2 separate regions of the Homo sapiens genome follow, and region 2 is linked to region 1. Evidence: chromatin contacts called from ENCODE Hi-C or POLR2A ChIA-PET data. All regions are on one chromosome and are shown on one strand. The core of a region is the stretch at or near the end of the contact, and the rest is flanking DNA. Distances in the headings are between cores, read along the strand shown. Region 1 overlaps DRD3 (dopamine receptor D3). Region 2 holds the start of ZNF80 (zinc finger protein 80).

Region 1 (7,559 bases), core at 3,776-6,275:
TGAGATGGAATGGGGTACTTTTCTTTCTGCGTTGTTGTTGTTGTTGTTTTTGGAGACAGGGTCTCACTCTGTCACCCAGGCAGAAGTGCAGTGGCATGATTACTGTTCACTGCAGTTCAACTCCTGGGATCAGATCCTCCTACCTCAGCTTCCTGAGTATCTAGGATATGCCTGTGCCGCCACCACGCCTGCCTAATTATTTTATTTTTTTGTAGAGATGGGGTCTTACTTTGTTGCCCAGGCTAGTCTCAAAGTCTTGGGCTCAAGCAACTCTCTGGCTTCAAGCAAGTCTCTGGCCTCAGCCTCCCAAAGTGTTGGGATTACAGGCGTGAGCCACCAAGTCCAGTGAGGGGAACTTTTCAAAAGACCAGATGAAAGAAGTTCGTAGAGAAATAATCAGGTTGATACATATAGCATGAGAAATATAATTTAGTTAGAGGAAGAGAGAAAAGCAGAAAGGTCAAAAATAGCAGAAAGGTTGAGATAAGATAAATGAAGAACTTACTGAGGGAGATGAACTCAGAAAGGGAAGAATAAAAAAGTTAACACAGGATCACTGGATTGCTGGAGAGCTTCTTTATCGGTTCTACCTGATCACCCAGCATAACCGGCCTTACTGTCACACACCCTTCACTCTGAACACTCTGGGTGCTGGTCTGTGTGCCTTTACCGTCTCCTGCAGGTTTTCAGACAATGATAGAACATACCTAAAGAGGATATTTACCTCCTGCTTGTATCCTAATATAAATTATAACCTTCATTGTGACAGCTCCTCTAAGTAGTAGATGTTTTAAAAATAGAAATGAGGAATGTCCAGTGAAGGCTTATTTTAAAATCCAGTTTTCATTCTTTTACATAACCAAAGCCCAGTTCCTTACTATTATTGGACATCTTTGTGTTTTTTTTGTGACAATTCTTCACCAGCATTTCCAGCTGCCCGTAGGACTTAGCTGGACAAATGTTCCACAGTCAACTCAAACTCAAGATGTCTAAAACTGATCTCCCCAACTCCCCAAACCTCTCAATCTGGTTTCACTGACTGCCTTTCTTGAAGACATCCAGACCCAGTACTTAGACCTTTTGACTCTCCCTGGACCCTTTCATATAAGTTGCTTGCTTGCTTATTTATTTATTTATTTTGAGATGGAATCTCAGTCTGTCGCCCAGGCTGGAGTGCAGTGGCGCGATCTCAACTCACTGCAACCTCTGTCTCCCAGGTTCAAGCAATTCTCCTGCCTCAGCCTCCCGAGTAGCTGGGACTACAGGCGCCTGCCAACATGCCTGGCTAATTTTTTGTATTTTAGCAGAGATGGGGTTTCATCATGTTGCCCAGGCTGGTCTCGAACTCCTGAACTCAGGCAATCCACCTGCCTCGGCCTCCCAAAGTGCTAGGATTATAGGTGTGAGGCACTGTGCTCAGCCTTGGTCATTTATTCATTTAATCTTTATTCAATATTTATTGAGTCCCAACTATACGCCAGGCCTCATTCCAGGTATTCAGAGGTGTGCAAAAGGCACATTGTCCCTGTTCTCTTTGAGCTTAGAGTTAAGTGGAGTGAATGAACAATAAAAAAGGAAACAAATATGTTAATATAAAATGAAGAGTACCATGAAAGAAATACACTGGGTGATGTGTTAGAGAACCAGGGAGGAGGTAAAACTAACACAGAGTGAGCAGGGAAGTGAGTGATACGAGAGGGAGCCAGCCATGAGGTCAGACGGGGGAGGAACATTCCAGGTCCTGTAAATTTATCCATTGCAATATCTTCCCCATTTATTTATCCACCTATCCCTTTCCTGCTACCTGATTTCTATGATGGCTACAGCCTCCTCGTTGGTCTCCTGCTGCCAGGTTCCAAAAATAAATTTCATCACGTCTCCCCATCTCCCCACCTGAAAATTATCTGAGATAGGCAGGACTCTAGGATGGCCCCAAGATTTCTGCCACGTATAATCCCCTCCGTTGAGTGTAGGCTGAACCTGTGACTATAATGCAATATCACTCCTGTGATCAGATTACTGATCAGTTGAGGTTAAGTTAATCAAAAGGGAGATTATCTTGAGTGGGCCTGACCTAATTAGGTGAGCCCTTAAAGGGGACTGAGAAATTATCCTTTTGGCCTTGAAGGAGCAAACTGCTATGTTTTGGAGAGGGTCATTTTTTAGGAGATGGCAAAAGGCTTACAGGAGCTGAGAACAGCACTGGTTGACAGTCAGCTAGAAAGTAGAGACCTCAGTCCTGCAACTGCAAGGAACTGAATACTCCTAACAACCTGAGTGAGTGTGGATGAGGACCTCAGGCTCCAGATGAGAACACAACCCAGTCTACACCTTGATTTCAGCCCTGTGAGATCCTGAGAAGAGAACCTACCTACACTGTGTACACAGTGCTGACTTACAGACTCTGCAAGATAAAAATGGGTACAGTTCAAGCCTCTAAATATGTGATAATTTGTTCCACAGCAATAGAAAATGAATACACTGTTGATGGCTCCTCTTTCACCTATAAACCAAGCTCAGCCTTCTCCAACATGACCTCAACTTACGTTGCCAATCTGACCTCCCACTGATCCTGACACTCACAGCTCCAGCCACACTGGCCTGGTAATGAGTACTCTTCAATAGTCAGAGACTGGTGTCTTTGTTCAATTAATCATTCCTTCTTCCTCCCTGGGCAACTCAATCTTGCCCTCCATTAATCTCAGATGAACTTTCCAGCCACCTTCCCACTTCTTTCCATCATGTACAGAGACTTCTAACTATGAACTCTTAGCACTTCTATGCAAATCAATTACAATGCCCTCCTGCATGCAGCTGTCTTGCCTCATGACTGAATTTGCCTCGTGGCTGGAGAGAGAGAGCTCCATATAATTTTAGTTACTTCAGGATCAAATCTTCTTACAACCTTGATATTTTCCATAGGTCCTTGTACAAAGAAAGTAATAAGAAACTGTTAACTGTCTGCCTCATGGGTCACGAAGGCCTCCTTTCCTGTAAGAGGGGAAGGCTTCCTTCCCTTCTAATCCTGGCCAGGCTCAGGGATCTAAGGTATAAGCTGGATCTACCAATGGCTCAACATTTTTTGTCTTGTCAGTTTCCAAGGAACCTGGAGCCTCCTTAACCCTTGTTGTGCACCTCAAGGCCTGGGATTAAGGAAAGGAAGGACAGATGCTGGGCTCGAAGGGATCGGGCAAGGCTTCCTGAGGCTCCTCCTGTGTGTTTCCCCTGCTCCTATGCGCCAGCACTGCCCGAATCTGCCTCTTGTGCATCTTGTTGTAGAGTAGTAACATTTGCATTCCCAGAAGGGCAGATTACAGTTAGCTGTGAGTTCTGAGATGAAGGTAAACTGTGCAGGACTTGGCCTTGACACCATGCTGTATGACAAAGGTGGCTTCTTTCTCAAAAGGGAAAAATTTGATAAAGTCAAATTAAGATCCTGCTACCCACTTCTTGGGAGGCTACAACAACCTAGTTCCCTTCATCTGATGCAAGTCCTCTCTTAAATCCCCTCCTTGGTTTATACAAGAGCAGGTCAAGTAGCAGCTGGTGTTTCTCTAGGCCTCTGACTCTCCTCAGAGCTTTAGACTCTGCCGGGGGCTTCTAGTACAATATGTCTACAAGGGCCTCGCTGTTAGTGGTAACTATGAGGCACCTTGGAGGAGGGGCTGAGCCTTGAGTCCTGCTGCTGCCATGACTGAACAGCGAGGGGAAGGAATACTGTAACTCACTTTCTCCAGGCCTTCCACTTGCATAATGTCCTTTGATGTAAAAGAGCCTGACCCTTCTGTGTATTCAGTGGTGTGCTGGTAAATGGCTAACAACAGGCTCTGTAGTTTACAAAAAGCCCTAATTTGTATTATTTGCCAATTTCTGTGGTGTCAATACTCCCACCATGGCCTATTTTAAGCTACCACCAAAGCTTTAATAACTGATGCAAAAAGTTTCTAAAATTTTGCCAATCAGCTCTCGCTAGCCATGATAAGCCGGCTTCAGCAGACCACTGAGAGTTATATACTTTCCTAAATATGCTATAATGTTCAGCAACTCCCTGGAGGCTCCATTAATGAAGTGGGCCAACAAGTGTAGGGAACCCTGGCTCTATCCCATAAAGGAGGAAGCAGAGATGCAAGGATGTCAGTTATGAGCCCAAGGTTCTGCAGCAAATTGTGGCAGAGCCATGTCTCCCACCTCTGAGGTGTGTTTCTCCTGAGTGCCCTCCTCCCTCTCGAGGGCATCGACAGCTCTCTGAGTTCTTGTGGGGGACAAGGGCTTCCTCAGTGAAGTCAGCATGGCAAGGGTGGTTACCGCTTGCAGAGCACTGCGTGCGCCCACAACTGAGTTTCCTCAATTCGCTCGATTCTGTTAATTGCCTGGGGGTCCTGTTAAAATGCAGAATATCAGGCTTAGTTTCTGGAGATTTTGATTTAGTACTTCTGAAGTGGAACCCAGAAATGTGCATTTTTGTTTCTTCTTTTTTGAAATTATTTTATTTTTCGATAAGTTATTGGGGTACAGGTAGTATTTGGTTACATAAGTTCTTCGTGGTGATTCGCGAGATCCTGGTGCACCCATCACCCAAGCAGTATACACTGTACCATATTTGTAGTCTTTTATCCCTCACCCCACTCCCCTTCATCTGATGCAAGTCCTCTCTCGAATCCCCCTCCTTGGGGATTCTTCCCCCAAGTCCCAAAAGTCCATTGTATCATTCTTATGCCTTTGCATCCTCATAGCTTAGCTCCCACATATCAGTGAGAACAGAAATGTGTATTTTTAACAAGCAAGTGCATCTTATGATTAGACAGGTTTTGAGAAAGTCTGCATTAGGGAAAACTTCTGTGACAAAGATTTTTGTTCACTTGGATAAGAAGTAAGAGACAAGACTACAATTTAACACTGTTACAGTAATTTTTTTCTTGCTCTTTTTTAAACATGATTAAACTGTTAGAATAAATGAGGCCCCCGCTTGTCATAAGCCGACTGCGACAGGGAGGCTGTACCGGAATTGGCCATCGGAGGGCACTATAATGCAGCAAGAACTCTGCCAGCACGGCTGGGGTGAGAAGTTCACTGCTCACCTGGGGGCTCTCCAGGCTCTGTGGGGAGGCAGAGAGGGAAAGCCCGGCGCCCTGCTTCCTGGAACCCTGCAGGGACCCTGCATTCCCACCCAGGCCGACCGCTTAGCCTCTGACTTCCTCTCGGAGCGATTGCACGTGACCGACTGCAGGCGAGGGCCGCGCCAAAGCACCCGGAGGGCTGGGCTGGGCTTGGCCGGGAGAGAGAGGCTTGGCCCAGGGCCACCTCTGAACATCTGGCCGCTGCGCTCGCGGCGGTATTCCCAGGTCCGGACCTGCCAGCCTCGCACTGTGCGCGCCGCCCCTGCAGACCCTGAGCCAGGGACCCTCCCCTTGTGTCTGAGCTCTTAGCTCCCTGGGCCGTTTCTGGTGTGGATGACTCCGCTGACCCCAGCACTGGCAGTGTGCTTGGTGATTAAGTCCGCGGGCATGAGAAACGGACTGATCAGCTCTGAATCCCGGCTCTGCCACTGAACTGTGTAGCCATGGGCCAGTGGTTTGTTTTTTCTAAGATCCAATTTTCTCATCTGTACAATGGGGATAATAATTTCTGCCCGAAAAGGCTGTAATGAATATTGAATGATATTTTCTCTGTAAACCTTTTTTTTTTTTAAGTCACAGTGCCCAGTGATTAATACTAAACATTCAAAAGACGGTATTATTATTGTTATTGTTGTCATAATTATTGTGCTAGCTCAAGGGATCAGTGATTGTTCATATCAGTGAGTTTATGGTTGTCTTCCCCTTCCTCCTGATATCAGGTAATATTAAATTTGTTTATTTATCCACCAAAAATGTACATGACACTTTCTATGTGACAGGCACTATTTGAAGTGCTTTACGAATATTAATTCATTTAATCCTCCTAACAACCCTTTGAGGTAGTTGTTATTATCTCCACTAAACAGATAAGAGAACTGAGGCTCTGACAGGTTAATTGACTTGCCCAAGGTCACATTGCTATTAAACTGTAGAGCCTGGATTTTTAGCCAGGCAGTGTGACTCTATAGCTAGGGAGCCCAGAGCCAGACTCGCACCTCAGCATCTCTGAGTAAGGGAGTGTGCTGTAATAGACAGAGGCTGCCTGAATCCTTACTCTTGCACCACCCAGTTGTGTGATCTCGGCAAGCTCACCTACCCATTCTAGTCTCAGCACCTTTATTTATATAGTGAGGGTATTACATCTCTCTCTCTGGGTTGTCGTGAAGGTTAGCAATAATGAATGAAGAGTTCTTAGTGTCTGGCACATAGTACATGCTAAATAAATGTTAACTATTTTTATTATTGTTGCTTCCAGACTCATGTAAGTTAGCATTAGCATAGAGGTAGCCAGGGCATTGAAGACATAGGTGCCCCATCCTCACCTTCACCAATGAAGGTGTCACTTATTGTAATAGAGTGCTGGTGGAAAGTCAGGAGATTCCATTTCTAGTCCCACACCTGTGCTAAGAGGCTGCAGCACTTCATGCAAGCATTTAGCATTTCCACTTAAATGAGATAACTGTGATGCCCCTTCTGACTTCTGGTTCTATGAGCAGGATGTTGCCCCTTCTGACTTCCGGTCCTATGAGCAGGATCTATATGGTTGGTCACTTACTGAAGGTCTCAGTACCTTGCAGAATTTGATTTCAATCTCAGAGCCCTGTCCCAGGGTGGGAGATGTGTGTGTGTGTGTGTGTGTATGTGTGTGTGTGTGCTGACAAGGGTTGCTCTTTAGGAAGCTAGCAGTCCAGGAGGAAAGAGGCCAGCCTGGGTGGGAAGGCCTGACTCTAACTCCCCGCCTGGGTTTAATGAGCCCCAGAGTTCTGTGAGGGCTGCTTTTCACCATCTTTTATTTGGTCAGACAGGGGGCTCAATATATCTTTAGTTCTGTGGACTCCCCTCCTGGAGTTGTTGAAGGAGAAAGCTTTTTGCAAATGACTGGAAAGCCTTTTGCAAATATAAAGTGCTTATTTAGATGCAAACTAAAAATCCAAGGTGCCTGTGACTCATCTGGTACCTATTGTGCTCGCTGCAAAGACGCGGAGGCTTGCCTGTGTGATGGGTGCCATTTGAGAGCCACTTAAAGAACTCCCTGGTGAATGAATTTGGCTGCATTATTCCTGGGCTCCTCTCGGAGGACTCTAATTCTCACCACTTGGTCGTGTCCTCCTCTTCTGACACATTCTCAGCCCTCTCCCTGAGTTAGTTTGGACCCAGGATGTGATGGGAGGAGGGCTGGCTCCCTGGGGAGGCAAGGAGCTAAAGGAGTGGGGGCTTGTGCTCCGAGGACTTCCCACTCTGCTTTTTAAAAACGAAATGGCAGCATTAATCCAAGCATCAGAGCTATGCCTAAGAATCTAATGACAATAGTATTACTTGCTTTCAAAAACCCTTTTATCATTTCCTTTTCTTTCATATCTCTTTCCACAGCATTATTATAGATCAGGGCTTCATGACCAAAAAATACTGAATCCATTTGGTTAAGTTTGTCAGATTGGTGAC
Region 2 (7,559 bases), core at 2,434-4,933, 85 kb after region 1:
ATCACAAAGCTAACCAGATCACATTCATTCAGTAGCAAACACAAATCAACTGTGGCTAGCAAATGTGTGTACAAAATACATTGACATCAATACCAGTTTGGTGCTTTCTTGTGATCAAATCCAGGGAAATAGAAATCAGCCATCTAAAACTTAACCACTTGCAAAAGAGCATTTATGTTACCAGCAGTTTAAAGGAAATGAATGTTCATTGAAGAGCAGCCTATGCTGAACTCTCATTTTTACATGTATTCAACTATATATATGCTGGCTCATCATTTTAAAACTATTATCAGCCAGGTGCAGTGGCTCACGCCTGTAAGCATTTTGAGAGGCTGAGGTGGGTGGATCATGAGGTCAGGAGATCGAGACCATCCTGGCTAACACGGTGAAACCCCATCTCTACTAAAAATACAAAAAATTAGCTAGGCATGGTGGCGGGTGCCTGTAGTCCCAGCTACTTGGGAGGTTGAGGCAAGAGAATCACTTGAACCCAGGAGGCAGAGGTTGCAGTGAGCCGACATGCGCCACTGCACTCCAGCCTGGGTGACAGAGTGAGACTCCATCTCAAAAACAAACAAACAAACAAGCAAACAAAAAAATTATATTATCATTTATTAAATGTGATTAGGTAGCTCTGGATCCTTGGTCTGTTATTTTTTTTAAGGCATAATAAGACCAGGACTTAAAAAAAAACACCCTGTAAAATGTACGCTTTTTAAGAAATAATAGAAGTCACTTTTATTCTAACATGCTATCTTTATTGAAATATTTTAAACATTTATTGCAAAAACAATAAATGCTTTTTATTTTTCAAACATAAACAATACTTAAGTATAAAAGTAAAAACTGAACATTGCATATAACCCTGGTCCATCCCATTTCCTGCAGAAAACCACTATTAACAGTTTTATGCTTATACTTCTAGATGTAGTTTTATTTCCTGAAACTTTCTCTTTTACTAAATACTGTATCTTAGAGATGTTTTGATATCAGTACATACAGAGATACCTTATTGTTTCACAGTATTTCATAGAACAGATGTACCATAACTTACTTCCAACTGATAAACATTTAGATTGTTCTCAACGTTTCACACATAAAAACAAAACTGCAGCGATTATTCTTTGCACGCACATCTCTGCATAATATAAAAACATTTCTGAGGATTTCTAGAATTGAATTAACATGTCAAAGGATCTACATGTTTTATATTTTAATACATTGTATTCATCAAAACATTTTTTTCTGAGTTTCTCATTAGATTAGATAAGCTGTGTTTTGTTTTGTTTGTCTTAGCTCTTGTTTAACTTCTAGAAAACTAGTGACATGCTCTTGGAGAAGCCCCTCTTACAGAAGGCCAAAGAAGCTGAGAAAGCACAGAGGAAATAATCAAGGCTCACCTGGGAAAGCAACACAGCTTCACCATCATTCTCTCGTCCCTGAGAAAATAAATCAAAACAAACAAGTATATTGAGCACTGGGTGTTCAAAACCACATGAAGAATTGTTTTTTGTTAAATTAAAGCCTTAAGTAGTCTTAAATGATGTAGCAAAATATGCCCATTCAATGTGGTTACTTACCTCCTCAGATATGAAAGGATTTTATATGGCAGTATTTTTATATTCTACGTTCTTACAAGTTTCACATATTCCATTACTTAAGCGTTCATATTTCTCACAAAGACTTACATTCCTCAGGAGTACAATGTTTTAGAACAAAGAATGCATTCAATAAATCTTTACAGAGTTAATCTTTACAGAGGACAATTCTCCTGTAGACAGGAGTGAATACATATAAAGGACAAATAACGAGGCAAGGCCTTTGTACCTTTCAGCCATCTGCAAAATGAAGAACTGAATTCAAATTTTGATAGGCATGGCTTTCAGAGAAGTCTGACAGAAGCTATGCATGAATTTCTTTTTTTCTCTTTTACAGTTCCCTTCTTACTTAAAAAAAAAAAATCCTGAAGTGGCTTAGTGATATAAACTATGGAGAGAGGTGTGGGTGGTTCTTTTAAGTGCACAATAACCAACAGGTCTCCCTCCTGGAAAAATTCTCAGATGCTGAGGAAGATATTTCCTGTGGCCAAAAGATTTTCTTCACTAGTTTTTGTCAAAATGTCTTTTCGCAGTTTAAGTTCTCTGACGTTGACTGATGTGGGCCCACTTGCAAAAGGCCTTCCCACATATCTCATAGAGTTTATCTCTGGAAGGAATTCTTCAATGCCAAGTGAGGATGAGCTGCAGGTCACAGCTTTCCTACTGCCACTGAATTCAGAGTGCTTCTCCTCAGTGTGGCTCTCTATGTATCAAAGAAAAAAAAAAAAAGAAAACCCACAAATTCCCACATCATTTGCACTCAAAGGTTTTTTCCTCCAGAGTGGATCTTACTCTGTTGGGCAAAAGCAGAGTGGTAGCCAAAGTCCTTTCTATGTTCAAGGCACTCATAAGGTTTCTCTCCAGTGTGACTCCTTGTATGTCGAGTGAGGGAATAGCTGTAGTAAAAACCTTTCCCACATTCTTTGCACTCGTAGGGCTTTCCTGCAGTGTGGGTCATACTATGTCGGAAGAAAACAGAGCGGTAGGTGAAGGTCTTCCCGCACTCACTGCACTTGCAGGGCTTCTCTCCAGTGTGAATCTTCATGTGCCGGGTTAAGGAAGAGTTGTAGTAAAAGGTTTTTCCACATTCTTTGCACCCAAAGAGTTTTTCTCCAGTGTGGGTCACACGATGCTGGATGAAGACAGAGTGATAGCTGAAGGTCTTTCCACACTCGCTGCACTCATAGGGCTTCTCTCCAGTGTGAATCTGGCGGTAGCACAGGAGGTGCGACCTGCGGTTGAAGACCTTCCCGCACTCCACGCACTTACAGGGCTTCTCCCCTGTGTGAATCCTCATGGGTCGAACGAAGTCGACCTTTTCAGGAAAGGCTTTTCCACACTCCTGGCATTCATAAGGCTTCACCCCAGTGTGAATCTGCTGATGTCGAACAAGGAGGCTGTTTTTGTTAAACACGCTCCCACATTCCTTGCATTTGTAGGTCTTCCCCTCACGAACCAAAGTGTCTTTACTTGGTCCCTGGGAGTCACATTCATGGAGATTGTCTCCTGTGGAGACCTGCTCCTGTAAAACCTGTGAGTGCAGACCATCACCTGTCCCCAACCCATCGCGTTTAGGGCTCATCTTCCTCCAGAAGGTCTCCGTGTGGGAGACTGCAGCCAAACTCAAGTGCCCTTCTGCATTTCCAACTGTGTCCGGAATTGGTGGGTTCTTGGTCTCACTGACTTCAAGAATGAAGCCGCGGACCCTTGTGGTGAGTGTTACAGCTCTTAAGGTGGCGCGTCTAGAGTTTGTTCCTTCTGATGTTCGGATGTGTTCGGAGTTTCTTCCTTCTGGCGGGTTCGTGGTCTCGCTGGCTCAGGAGTGAAGCTGCAGACCTTCGTGGTGAGTGTTACAGCTCTTAAGGCTTAAGGCGGCGCGTCTGGAGTTGTTCGTTCCTCCCGGTGGGCTCGTGGTCTCGCTGGCTTCAGGAGTGAAGCTGCAGACGTTTGCGGTGAGTGTTACAGCTGGTAAAAGCAGTGTGGACCCAAAGAGTGAGAAGTAGCAAGATTTATTGCAAAGAGCGAAAGAACAAAGCTTCCACAGTGTGGAAAGGGACCCCAGCGGGTTGCCACTGCTGGCTCCGGCAGCCTGCTTTCATTCTCTTATCTGGCCCCACCCACATCCTGCTGATTGGTAGAGGCCTGGTCTGTTTTGACAGGGCGCTGATTGGTGTGTTTACAATTCCTGAGCTAGACACAAAGGTTCTCCACGTCCCCACTAGATTAGCTAGACACAGAGTGTGGACATAAAGGTTCTCTAAGTCCCCACCAGAGTAGCTAGATACAGAGTGTCCATTGGTGCATTCACAAACCCTGAGCTAGACACAGGGTGCTGATTGGTGTGTTTACAAACCTTGAGCTAGATACAGAGTGCCGATTGGTGTATTTACAATCCCTGAGCTAGACATAAAGGTTCTCCAAGGCCCCACCAGAGTAGCTAGATACAGAGTGTAGATTGGTGCATTCACAAACCCTGAGCTAGACACAGGGTGCTGATTGGTGTGTTTACAAACCTTGAGCTAGATACAGAGTGCTGATCAGTGTATTTACAATCCCTGAGCTAGACATAAAGGTTCTCCAAGGCCCCACCAGAGTAGCTAGGTACAGAGTGTCCATTGGTGCATTCACAAACCCTGAGCTAGACACAGGGTGCTGATTGGTGTATTTACAATCCCTGAGCTACACATAAAGGTTCTCCATGTCCCCACCAGACTCAGAAGCCCAGCTGGCTTCACCCAGTGGATCCCGCACCGGGGCTGCAGGTGGAGCTGCCTGCCAGTCCTGCGCCATGCACCCGCACTCCTCAGCCCTTGGGTGGTCGATGGGACTGGGTGCCGTGGAGCAGGGGGCGGCGCTCATCGGGGAGGATCGGGCCGTACAGGAGCCCACGGAGGGGGTGGGAGGCTCAGGCATGGCGGGCTGCAGGTCCCGAGCCCTGCCCCACGGGAAGGCAGCTAAGGCCCAGCAAGAAATCGAGTGCAGCGCCGGTGGGCTGGCACTGCTGGGGGACCCAGTACACCCTCCGCAGCCGCTGGCCCGGGTGCTAAGCCCCTCATTGCCTGGGGCCGGCAGGGCCGGCCGGCTGCTCCGAGTGTGGGGCCCGCCAAGCCCATGCCCACTCTGAACTCCAACTGGCCCGCAAGTGCCGCGTGCAGCCCGGGTTCCCGCTCTTTCCTCTCCCTCCACACCTCCCTGCAAGCTGAGGGAGCCGGCTCCGGCCTTGGCCAGCCCAGAAAGGGGCTCCCACAGTGCAGCAGTGGGCTGAAGGGCTCCTCAAGTGCCGCCAAAGTGGGAGCCCAGGCAGAGGAGGCGCCGAGAGCGAGCGAGGGCTGTGAGGACTGCCAGCACGCTGTCACCTCTCACAACCACTCTTTCCCTCACTCACCTCAACCTGGAGGAACTTCTGGCTCCCTGAGTTAGTCTTTCCAGGAGCAAGGCTCCCTAGGACAAGGCTGGCTGGCTTTGGCTTTTACTTTGTCACCTGGACAGCAGCTTTAGCAAAGGTATTTTCTGCTCTTTTATCACTGCTTCAGCTAGTAGGTCAACTGTGGTTTGCATGCCCCCGTGACGAGTGGTCTGCAGGTCTCTGGTGTCACCTCCCAGTACGGGGTCCTCTGGGGCTGGTCCAGCTGCTCCCACTTCTTCCAGGTTAAGATCATGGACATGTCCTGCACCACTGCCTCGGATGTCGCTGCAATGGAGCAAGACAAAAGCCACGCGGCACCTGCATCCGCATATGCAGAGAGTACTTCCGACTACAGATACCAGAGAGCCGCGTGCAGCCTCCGCCAGCCGAACTACAAGTCTCAGAGGCCTCAGTTTCATTTTTTAATTCCTGGGAATTTAACCCTCAATTATTCTAAATGGAAGTTGATGCCGGTTGGGTCGGGGCGACCTGCAAGCTTGCGCACAAACGTGCACATAAGAACATACATGTAAGGAACCTGTTCATGCAGGGCGTGGAGAGAGTGTGTCCCACTTATCACTTAATTTTACCCGCTGACCCCACGATAAACTGTACCAAGGGGCTGGCCATTAAAGTCAATCCAGTCAAAATACTCAGTGTGGAGAAGACATGGAAATTCAGGATCTCTTTTATGTTGTGGATGGTTCTGTAATTAGTAAAATCACTTTGGAAAAGTTTGGTCCTATGTCCTAAAGGTCTTTCCAAAACAAAGCTTTCCCACATGTACCAGGAAATGTGTTCCAGAATGCTCACATTAGCAAACACCTGGAGAGAGTTCAGGAAAGAGGATGGCCGCTACACAGAATACAACATTGTTCAGCCGCCTGGGACTGCTGCCGTCCAGTACTTCTCCCAGGGGAGCCAGGGAAGCATCACAGTTTATGTTGCAGAATCCTCAAAAATGAAGGGTGTAACAGCACCAAATCGCTCTGGAGCTGGTGAGGAGTGGAAGCCATCATATGGAGATTGGTGGCAGTGGCTTGAGCTTTGAGCAAGACCCTGATCCACTGCCCTCCCCTTCCCAAAATGCAGCTGGTTTTTAAAGTGAAGAGAGGATCTTGGAACCAGGGAATGAGAAGCAAATTGGACAGTTCTGGCGAATACTGAAGAAGAGAACTGATGGTCACTGACATATGGACCCCTCACTCCACCCCTCTTTGCTCGTCATAGCAGCTGTTTGGAATGTTCCTCTCTCAGAATCTAATCAGCTCAAGAGGAGAGACCCAAAGACGCTGATATTGCAGTTCTCCCAGTGAGGTGGCCTGGCACGTTGACTTTTAGCAAATACTTATACTTTGTTTTATTTTTCTTTCTTCTGTGCTGGCCAGAACCTCTATCTACTATATTGAAAAGAAGAGGTGCTATCAAATGCCATTTTCATTTTGCTGATTAAAAAAAATTCTTCTAATGTTTCATAATTAAGAATGTGTGTAGTGTGAAATTTTACTGGTATCACCAGCTTGATTAGTTTTATAAGATATAAATATTGGGGTCAGAGAAATAAAAGAGCAGGCAGACATGCTAACTGAAAAATCCAACAGAGTTTTCTCACCCAAAGTATTTGGAACAAATCAGTACAGTCACAATACAAGGCAGAAGGCTCAGCTGTGTTATCCAGACAGCAAGAGTCTCCCCAAGATGGGAGGCAATAGTGGATGGCAATGACTTAGGCTGCTATGCATGAGCTCTTCTGAATCGGTTCTGAACTGTCTTGCCAGGGACAGTGCCTTCATCATTCTTAGGACGCTGCACATTTGATGGTGAAGTTCTCTCCAGCAGTGGTTCTCAAAGTGTCATTCCTGGTCTCTGTTGTGCTTATTTTTAAGAGTTAAAGAGCTGGGCGCGGTGGCTCAGGCCTGTAATTCTAGCACTTTGGGAGGCCAAGGCAGGCGGTTCACAAGGTCAGGAGTTTGAGACCAGCCTGGCCAACATGGCGAAACCCAATCTCTCCTAAAAATACAAAAATTAGCTGGGCGTGGTGGTACGTGCCTGTAATCCCAGCTATTCAAGAGGGTGAGGCAGGAGAATTACTTGAATCTGGGAGTCGGAGGTTGCAGTGAGCTAAGATGGTGCCACTGCACTCCAGCCTGGGCAACAGAGCAAGACTCTGTCTTGAGAAAAAAAAAAGAGTTAAAGAAAGCTGATCACTAAATACATGCAATCTAACCATGATCATGTGGGCGGTTACAAAATGCATTAGTTTTATTTCTTGGAAATGTCTATTTTTTTCTTTAATGAATTTGTCTTTCAGCATATGGTTTTAATGATATAAAACAGCTCCTAAAAATGATAAAAAAAATTTCTCTCATTTGAGCTGTCAGTAGCAAAGCTTGTAAGTAATGTGACTATCTCAGCAAAAAGTTGGTACGAATTAGATCATATCAGTAACAATGCCCAGAGTCTGCTCTCTGGAAATTCTCAGGGGGTTTCTCACAAGGAATCCTGTGGATGACTTAACCAATGTGACTATAGACTCTCACCTGCAATTTTTGGTC

The links. A loop is a pair of places that touch in the nucleus more often than their neighbours do. ChIA-PET counts read pairs that join two places held with the same protein, here RNA polymerase II (POLR2A). Pooled maps may share reads with other maps.
Region 2: a map of CD4-positive, alpha-beta memory T cell shows a loop between it and region 1 (5-fold over the local background). The contact joins the promoter of ZNF80 here to the enhancer-like site in region 1. A Hi-C loop is called at or near these places in 2 of 168 maps with a recorded cell type or tissue (CD4-positive, alpha-beta memory T cell and CD8-positive, alpha-beta T cell), 2 of 37 single-sample maps with no recorded cell type and 8 of 50 pooled maps. POLR2A ChIA-PET finds 5 or more read pairs at or near these places in 3 of 52 experiments (GM10248, activated B cell and activated naive CD4-positive, alpha-beta T cell).

The regions. Positions count from the first base shown.
Region 1 is chr3:114,147,591-114,155,149 of GRCh38, forward strand. The region is part of intron 3 of DRD3 (dopamine receptor D3); the gene reads right to left. Among named protein-coding and RNA genes, the nearest start is that of DRD3, 28 kb to the right of the region's middle. RefSeq lists enhancers at 4,817-5,350, 6,708-7,217, 7,218-7,559. Within about 2 kb of position 5,026, at least 10 of the 41 ENCODE cell types and tissues checked have a DNase peak (open chromatin) inside an H3K27ac peak, as active enhancers do.
Region 2 is chr3:114,233,895-114,241,453 of GRCh38, forward strand. ZNF80 (zinc finger protein 80) reads right to left here and starts at 3,684. Exons shown (of 1, transcript NM_007136.4): 1 at 737-3,684. The coding sequence starts at 3,180. The coding sequence ends at 2,359. RefSeq lists a promoter at 3,631-5,503.